2 separate regions of the Homo sapiens genome follow, and region 2 is linked to region 1. A link is a contact called in ENCODE Hi-C or POLR2A ChIA-PET data. All regions are on one chromosome and are shown on one strand. The core of a region is the stretch at or near the end of the contact, and the rest is flanking DNA. Distances in the headings are between cores, read along the strand shown. Region 1 has its middle 4.8 kb from the start of GPR35. Region 2 holds the start of MTERF4 (mitochondrial transcription termination factor 4).

Evidence for each region. A loop is a pair of places that touch in the nucleus more often than their neighbours do. ChIA-PET counts read pairs that join two places held with the same protein, here RNA polymerase II (POLR2A). Pooled maps may share reads with other maps.
Region 2: a loop to region 1 is called in a map with no recorded cell type, with 7 times the contacts of the local background. The contact joins the promoter of MTERF4 here to the enhancer-like site in region 1. A Hi-C loop is called at or near these places in 3 of 37 single-sample maps with no recorded cell type and 2 of 50 pooled maps. POLR2A ChIA-PET finds 5 or more read pairs at or near these places in 1 of 52 experiments (activated CD8-positive, alpha-beta T cell).

Annotation. Positions count from the first base shown.
Region 1 is chr2:240,618,522-240,622,885 of GRCh38, forward strand. It overlaps a transcript of GPR35 not described here. Among named protein-coding and RNA genes, the nearest start is that of GPR35, 4.8 kb to the right of the region's middle. RefSeq lists enhancers at 3,033-3,092, 3,113-3,252. Within about 2 kb of position 3,115, at least 6 of the 41 ENCODE cell types and tissues checked have a DNase peak (open chromatin) inside an H3K27ac peak, as active enhancers do.
Region 2 is chr2:241,101,037-241,105,025 of GRCh38, forward strand. MTERF4 (mitochondrial transcription termination factor 4) reads right to left here and starts at 1,251. Exons shown (of 4, transcript NM_182501.4): 1 at 1,217-1,251. The coding sequence starts at 1,237. RefSeq lists enhancers at 498-1,037, 1,038-1,577.

The sequences.
Region 1 (4,364 bases), core at 1,865-4,364:
TGCAAGTCAGTTAGTTTCATTTTGCTTTCAATTTTAAGAATTCCTTTTACAAGTTAATTTAATTAAATTAAGTAATTACACAAACATTTGACATGAGTCTAAATCCAAATCTAGAAACCAAGATATGGTCACAGAAGTCCGTCCCTATCCCCATCCCATTTCCACCTGTTTCCTACAGGTAACAGTTTAATTTAAAGCAAATTTTGTAGCTTATCTTTCCATTTGTAAAACATACAGCTGATGGCTCCATCTAAAAACACATCAATTGTCTATATGTACATAAACATGCTTTTTTTCATTTACAAATACATTCTGGAGATGACCATATGACAGTGTGTAGAAATATTTCTCCCTCCTCTTTGCAAGTGCTCAGTGTCCTGTGGTGTGAACACGCTTCATTCAACCTGGGCCCTTGGGAGAGATGCTGAGTGGTTCCCGGGCTGTCCCCACTCCACACCGTGGCAGTGAAGAGCTGCTGAAGTACATGCTTCATAGTCCTTGCGTCTCTCTGTGAGTACATTCCTAGAAGTGGGGTTATTGGGTCAAAGAGTAAATGCATCTCTAATTTGGCTAAAGATATTGCCAAATCCACCTGCCTGGGGGTTTGTGCCACCTTAGAGATCAGTGATCAATGGGTGATATCCGAGGACGTCTTTCTATTGTGGTCAGACTCTTGGATTTTGACCTGACTAATGGAGGAGAAATGGTGTTGCAGTGAACTTTTGATTTGTGTTTCTCTTTTTATGATCGTTTTGAGCTTAATTTGTGTTTCTCTTTTTATGATCGTTTTGAGCATCGTTTCGTATCTTTAAGGAGCAATTTACATCTCCTCTGTGAGCGTCTACTCCCATCTCTATCAGCAGGCGTCTTGCCTGGCTCCGGAGGAAGTGTCTCTGAAGGCTGGTGGTCCCAGGATAGGGCAAAAGAACGGGAGTGAGAACTCTCCACACAGTGCTTCTTCTGGGGTTAAGGACCCTCTGCCTCAGTGGCTCCTGGGCGTGATTAAACTTGCCATTTCCTGGGCCCATCCTAGACAGGCTGCTGCAAGCCAGCCAGGCCGGGATCCTGCTGCCCCGGGGAGGACGTGGGGAAAATCCCTGCTGGAGGGACTGCCCCTTCCTTGTCCAGCCACTGGGTGTTTATGGTTCAGTTTAGGGCGGGGATGACAGCACACGACACACACTCCGCTCTCAAGAGTTACTCCTCCCTCCCCGCCAGACTCCCCCAACCGGAGGTCTCCCCAGAGTGGAGGACCTTCCAGCGGCTGGCAGGCGGCCTCAGGCAGGCAGTGGGGAGCCTCTGCAGGTTCCCGAGCCAGGAAGTGGCACTTAGGAGTGAGGATCTTAGGAGCGGGGCTCTTGGACAGGAGGGCGAGTGAGTTGGGAGGGCCTCAAGCGGGGGCCCGATGGCTCTCTCTGCTGAGAAGGGAGGGCCCTAGGGATGGGGACAGAGAGCTGGCAGTTGAAGGGCCAAGGAGCAGGCAGCTTCCCAGTCACAGAGCCTTGTGCAGAGGAAGGGGAAGGAGTCCGAGAGGGTGGCCCTGCTGTCCAGGGCCAAGAAAAGGGAAAGCCGCTGGAAATAGCAGAAACCTGGCTGGGGCAGCACCCAAGGCCCACCCCGAGGCCAGGTGGGGACCCCAGCGGGGCATCTGGCAGCAGTGGGTCCCCAGGAGCAGGCAGTGGGAGCCATCAGGGTGAGTGAGCTGGCGGGGGTGGCCCAGGGGCTGGGGTCACCTGCCCTCAGCCCAAGGAGCCTCTTCTGGCCTTTGGTGGCCAGGGCTGGGATCTCCCTGCTGGTGGCCAGATGCCTCGACACCCCATAGGCTGGGTGAAGGTGGGGCAGGAGTTCCAAGGCGTGGAGACGGCCCCTGAGTGCCCAGGGGCCTCCTGCTGCAGGTGGGCAGAGCTGGAGGCTCCACTGTGAGGGTGCCTGGTGAAGGGAGGCGTGGGCACGGGGGAGGCAGGGAAGGGCCCTGGGTGCGACTTGCAGCCCCTCAGACCCTCTCAGGACCCCTCCTGCCCCCATCGTGGTCCTCTCAGGGCCCCTCAGGATCCCTTCCAGACCCCTGGGACCCCGTGTCCCCTGCTCGTCCTGCGGTGGTGCCCAGCTCCTGCCAAGGGCCCTGCACTTGGGCTGTGGGGACCCCCTGTGGGGATGGGGCCATCACAGGAGGCTGAGCACAGGGCGGGGTCTTGGCTGGAGGGGACCTTAGGCCACAGGTGCTAGTCTTCTGCAGCCACCCCCCAGGACCCCTGCCCGCTACCTCCTCTGCCCCACAGCTGACAGGCTTTGCCCTCCCCTGCCCCTCTGTGGCCACACACTCAGTTCTCTATACACTTTTATTATGGAAAACATCAAATACACACAAAAGCAGGGCATCTAGGACAGAGACCCTGTGTCCTGGTCCCCAGCCCCTCACAGTGACACCGCCAGGCTTTAGGCAAGATCAGTGGGGGAGGGGAGTTTCCCAGCAGGACGTGCACTTCCAGACCTGGTTCTGTGAAGAGGGGAACAGAAAGTGCTGAGGGTGACAGGGAAACCTCGAGAAGAGGGAGGTGTACTCACATCCTCTCTCGGGGTCCACAACTGAGCCCCCACACAGAGGACCCCACTGGTCTGCCTGAGCTGCTGGGTGGGCAAGTGAGGCACTGGCCTCGGGGGCACAGCGCTTGAAGGGACACCAGAAAAACAGTCATAAAGATAAACCGTAATGTGTTGTTTTATTTCTTATTTATTTATTTATTTATTTTTGAGATGGAGTCTCCCTCTATCGCCCAGGCTGGAGTGCAGTGGCGTGATCTCGGCTCACCACAACCTCCGCCTCCCGGGTTCAAGCAATTCTCTTGTCTCAGCTTCCCGAGTAGCTGGGACTACAGGCACGCGCCACCACGCCCAGCTAATTTTTGTATTTTTAGTAGAGATGGGGTTTCACCATGTCGGCCAGGCTGGTCTTGAACTCCTGACCTCGTGATCCCCCTGCCTCGGCCTCTCAAAGTGCTGGGATTACAGATGTGAGCCACTGCACCCAGCCAATGTGTTGTTTTAGTAAACCAAAACTATGCAAAGGACGCATGAGGATCCAAGCGACTCATTTAGGATGGCAGCTTCACTGCAAAAGGAGTCTCGATTCAGACCTCAAGACATGCTTCGTGGGTCTCACTCAGGAAGGAAGTGGAGGCAAGTCAGAATGTGGTGAGAAGAGAGGGTTTATTGAAAGTTGCTCCATTACAGAGCAGGGTGTCGTCAGAAAGCAAGAGGGGGAACACCCCAGCTTTAACTTTTTCTCATACAGGGGTCTCGTCTGTGTAAAGACTAAGCTAAACTGTGCCTAACATGTATTATTCTATTGATTTAAAGAAAACTGTCTGTCACGGGGTCTTGCTCTGTTGCAACCAGGCTGGAGTGCAGTAGCACGATCTCAGCTCATTGCAATCTCTGCCTCCCAGGCTCAGGTGCTCCTCCCGCCTTAGCCTCCTGAGTAGCTGGGATTACAGGCATGCACCCCCATGCGTGGCTGATTTTTTTTTTTTTTACTTTTTGTAAAGATGGGGTCTTGCTATGTTGCCCAGGCTGGTCTCAAACTTCTGGGCTCAAGCCAACCTCCCACCTTGGCCTCCCAAAGTGCTGGGATTAGAGGCCTGAGCCACCGCGTCCGGCCAAGGGTAGTTGTCTGGAAAGCATATATTGTTCTGGATACCAGGGCACTTGGACACTTTGCTGTCATAGAAGTGTGTCCACGCAGGCGTCACTGGCTGCTGCTTTAGCTGTAAACATCGTATGACCATGGGCTGTGGCTGGCAGGTATGTGCCTCATTGGTCTCAAGGTGGAGCTGAACGTAAACGGCTTTTCTCTGGCTCTCCCAGGCTCCTGCTTCCCTGACATCGCCTCACAGACTTCCCTTCAAAGCAGGGCTGTCCAATCTTTTGGCTTCCCCGGGCCGCATTGGAATAAGAAGAATTGCCTTGGGCCAAACATGAAATACACTAACACTCACGATAGCTGATGAGCAAAAAAAGGTCTCTGCGTAAATCTCATAATGTTTTAAGAAAGTTTACAAATTTGTGTTGGGCCACATTCAAAGCCCGCAGCCCGAGTGTTGGACAAGCTTGCTGCAGAGGCTCCCCTAGATAGGGCTGCAGGGGTGGCGTCCGGCAGCTCTAGCTGGAGAAGCAGGAGGAGGGGCAGGAAGGAATCCTGTTCGGAGCTCCTCGCGTCACACATACAGCCCAGCGGGGTGAAGTGGGAGGGGCTGGCGCTGCTGCAGGGGGCTAACCTTGGGGGTGAGGGGGCAGCCTCGGAGAGGAAGCTGCCCAGGAGCAGAGGCTGGGGGCGGAGGGCCCCGGGCAGTGCCCCCGTGCCCACA
Region 2 (3,989 bases), core at 1-2,500, 480 kb after region 1:
ATGGAAGACAATTTTTCCACAGACTGGTGAGGGGTTTCAGGATGATTCAAGCATATTACATTTGTTGTGCACTTTATTTCTGTTATTTTCACGTTGTAATATAAGATGAAATAATTATACAACTCACCATAATGTAGAATCACTGGGAGCCCTGAGCTTGTTTTCCTACAACCAGGAGGTGCCATCTGGGGTTGATGGGAAACAGTGACAGATCATCGGGCATCAGATTCTCATAAGGAGCGCAACCTGGACCCCTCAAAGGCGCAGTTCACAATAGGGTTCGCGCTCCAGTGAGAATCTAAGGCGGCTGGTCTGACAGGAGGCGGAGCTCAGGCGGTAATGCCAGCGAAGGGAGCGGCTGTAAATACAGTCTGGCTGGCTCACTTGCCGCTCACCTCCTGCTGTGCAGCCTGGTTCCTAATAGGCAAGGGACGGTACCGGGGGTTGGGGAACCCCTGCTCTAAAACCTTCACATCGGTCCCAACCCCTTCTCCAGCGTCATCGATTGTCGCCCTGGGGCCACCCTGCCAAGCCCAAGCTCTGGCTGCTCTCCAGCCTCCCCTGTCCAGATGCTCCCTCCGCCAGGAACACCTGGCAGTCGCTGGGGTCAGCGGGCGCGGCCCGTGGAACTGGGCTCAAGCCTAAAGACCTCTATGCTGATTCCGCTTCCTCTTAATGAAAAGTACATGTTATCTTCCTTGTGAAGTTCAAACTCTTGTTCAACAGTCAACTCAGGCCGGGCGCGGTGGCTCACGCCTGTAATCCCAGCACTTTGGGAGTTCGAGGCGGGTGGATCACCTGAGGCCAGAAGTTACAGACCAGACTGGCCAACACGGTGAAACCCCGTCTCTACTAAAAATACAAAAATTAGCCAGGCATGGTGGCGGGCGCCTGTAATCCCAGCTACTTGGGAGGCTGAAGCAGTAGAATTGCTTGAACCCGGGAGGCGGAGGTTGCAGTGAGCCGAGATCGCGCCATTGCACTCCAGCCTGGAGACAGAGCGAGACTTTGTCTCAAAAAAAAAAAATGTCAACTCTATATCCCACAATAATTGAGCAGAGCCACGGGTCCAGGATGCCAAAACCAGGTCAGCGTGCACGGACCTCCGGGAGGGCTCCACGACCTGGCCGTGAAACACTCGGCGGCCGCGGTTCCTCTGCGTCGCTGCCCGCCCGCCTGCGACCCGGAGAAGCCCGCGCGCCCAGCTCGAGCTTACCTGACGGCCGAACGCAGCCATAGCGCGGAGAAGATGGCAGCAGTTACGGCGCCGGAAGCAGCGGTCCTCCCCCGTCCTTCACTTCCGGCCCCCGGTCCGTCACCGACGCCGTTCCCAGCGCCAGCGCGGTGTGGTGGATCGTGATTCCGGCCCGGAGCTGTGCTGAGCGTTCACGGCCCCGCGGGGCTCAGGTGTCCCGGGGCCGCCCCTTAGAAAGCCGGAAGGCCGGAGTCGCGCCCGTCACCGTGCCGCCGCCTCTGCCGCGGCCTCAGCCTTCGGGGGCCTCGGTGTCCGGTTGTTCCCGTTGCACTGCCGTGTCCCGTTTCGCAGAGCTCTGGGCCGCGTGAACGAATGGGTCGTCCTGGCCCATACTTGTGTTTCAGATGACCTGAGAATTCCTCTCAAGAGTACAGGTAGAGGGGAACTGGTTCCTTGCTTCGGGAACTTCACCCGAGAGCGCAGAAATCCTTCCCGAGGCAGGAAAAATGGATTCCGTTCCATGTAGAGATATTTAAGATTTTATTGTGTAAAAATCTGTATTCAGCGTGAACACCGGGGCCACCTACGCACAAAAAGAAGTCTTTACCGCTTTTCTTTCTTTTTACTCTCAGCCAGTGGAAGATGAGAATTTGCCGTTTTTAAAAGACCCAAGTAAAATGACAGGAATTACGGCACATTTCCCTTTATAAGCAAGAGCCTTCCCAACTTCGAGGTCTGGTTCCCTCTTAGGATGAAATATAGTAAAGTTTTAGCCCAATGTGTATTCATTCTTAAATTTCCTCTCTCGACCTAAGAGCGTAGGCATCTTTCACAAGGTGATGCTTGTGAAGAATAAAAAGGTGTGCTTTCTCAGCTGCCTAAATCCTGCCACCAAAGCCTTAATTTATAAGCATTTCTTGTTTTATCTACTTCATTCTGGACTGACATAAAGGATTTGATTCTTGCATGGGCACACATTTACATATCTGCTTTGCGCCAGGCATGGAGTGGGGTGCCAAACAATTTATGTAAAACTGTCTTTTGACAAAAGGATTATGTCAAAGAAAAGGAAGGTTCTAATCCGTGTAGAAACTAAAGAATTGGTTGCTTTGGCAGAGTGCAGTGGCCCACGCCTGTAATCCCAGCACTGTGAGAGGCTGAGGTGGGGGGGATTGCCTGGGCTCAGGAGTTCAAGACCAACCTGAGCAACATAGGAAAATCCTGTCTCTACAAAAAATAAAAAATTAGCCGGGAGTAGTGGCGTGCACCTGTAGTCCCAGCTACTCAGGAGCCTGAAGTGGGAGGATCACTTGAGTCCAGGAGGTTGAGGCTGCAGTGAGCCATGATTGCACCACTGCACTCCAGCCTGCGTAACAGAGCAAGACCTTGTCTCAAAAAACAAAAGGAAAAAAAAAATTGGTTGCCTTTGTTGTTTTTTATAATGTAATTTTCTTCTCAAAATACTCAACTGTCAACATCTCACAATAAATTGTGTTAATGCTACACCAAAAGCCTAAGAAAATCCCATGAGCCACCCCAACTCCCTGGAAAGAATCAAGGAACCTGAACAGTTTGTCTAGCTCTAGAAATAAAATGACAGCTGGGACATGGGGATTACTATGAAAAATTGACATGAGCCCGGGTGTGGTGGCTCACGCCTGTAATCCCAGCACTTTGGGAGGCCGAGGTGGGCAGATCACCTGAGGTCAGGGGTTTGAGACCAGCCTGGAAAACATGGTGAAACCCCATCTCTACTAAAAATACAAAAATTAGCCAGGCATGGTGGTGGGCACCTGTAGTGTCAGCTACTCAGGAGGCTGAGGCAGGAGAATCACTTGAACCTGGGAGGCGGAGGTTGCAGTGAGCCAAGATCACGCCATTGTACTGCAGCCTGGGCAACAAAAGCGAAAGTACTTCTCAAAAAAAAAAAAAAAAAATTTGACATCACCTTCAGTCTTGTGTGAAAACTTTGCTCTCTCGAACCATACTTTAAAAATATGCAGTGGGTTGGGCACGGTGGCTCATGCTTGTAATCCCAGCACTTTGAGAGGCTGAGATGGGTGGATCACCTGAGGTCAGGAGTTCGAGACCAGCCTGGCCAATATAGTGAAACCCTGCCTCTACTAAAAATACAAAAATTAGCCAGGTAACGTGATAACGCACACTTGTAATCCCAGCTACTCGGGAGGCTGAGGCAGGAGAATTGCTTGAACCCAGGGAACGGAGGTTGCAGTGAGCCGAGATTGCACCATTGCACTCCAGCCTGGGTGACAGAGCAAGATTCCATCTTAAAAAAAAAAAAAAAAATGGAGTGGAAAAATTGTCAGCCTCAGCCTCAGAACTTTCCTCTCTGGGTTCTTTCTGCAAAGAACGTTTGCAAAATACCAGACCTTCCACTGCCATGAAGTCAGATGAGCTTTAATTATTTTTTCTTATAAAGAAGTAACAGTTCTTAGAAAGCTCAGACTATGCATTCTCAACCCATTAAACACCTGTCTGCAAACACCATTGTGGCCGAACGCAGTGGCTCATGCCTGTAATCCCAACATTTTGGGAGGCCGAGGCGGGCGGATCATGAGGTCAGGAGTTTGAGACCAGCCTGGCCAACATAGTGAAACCTCGTCTCTACTAAAAATACAAAAATTTAGCCAGGCGTGGTGGTGGGCACCTGTAATCCCAGCTACTTGGGAGGCTGAGGCAGAATTGCTTGAACCTGGGAGGCGGAGGTTGCAGTGAGCTGAGATCGCACCATTGCACTCCAGCCCAGGCGACAGTATAAGACTCTGTCTCTAAA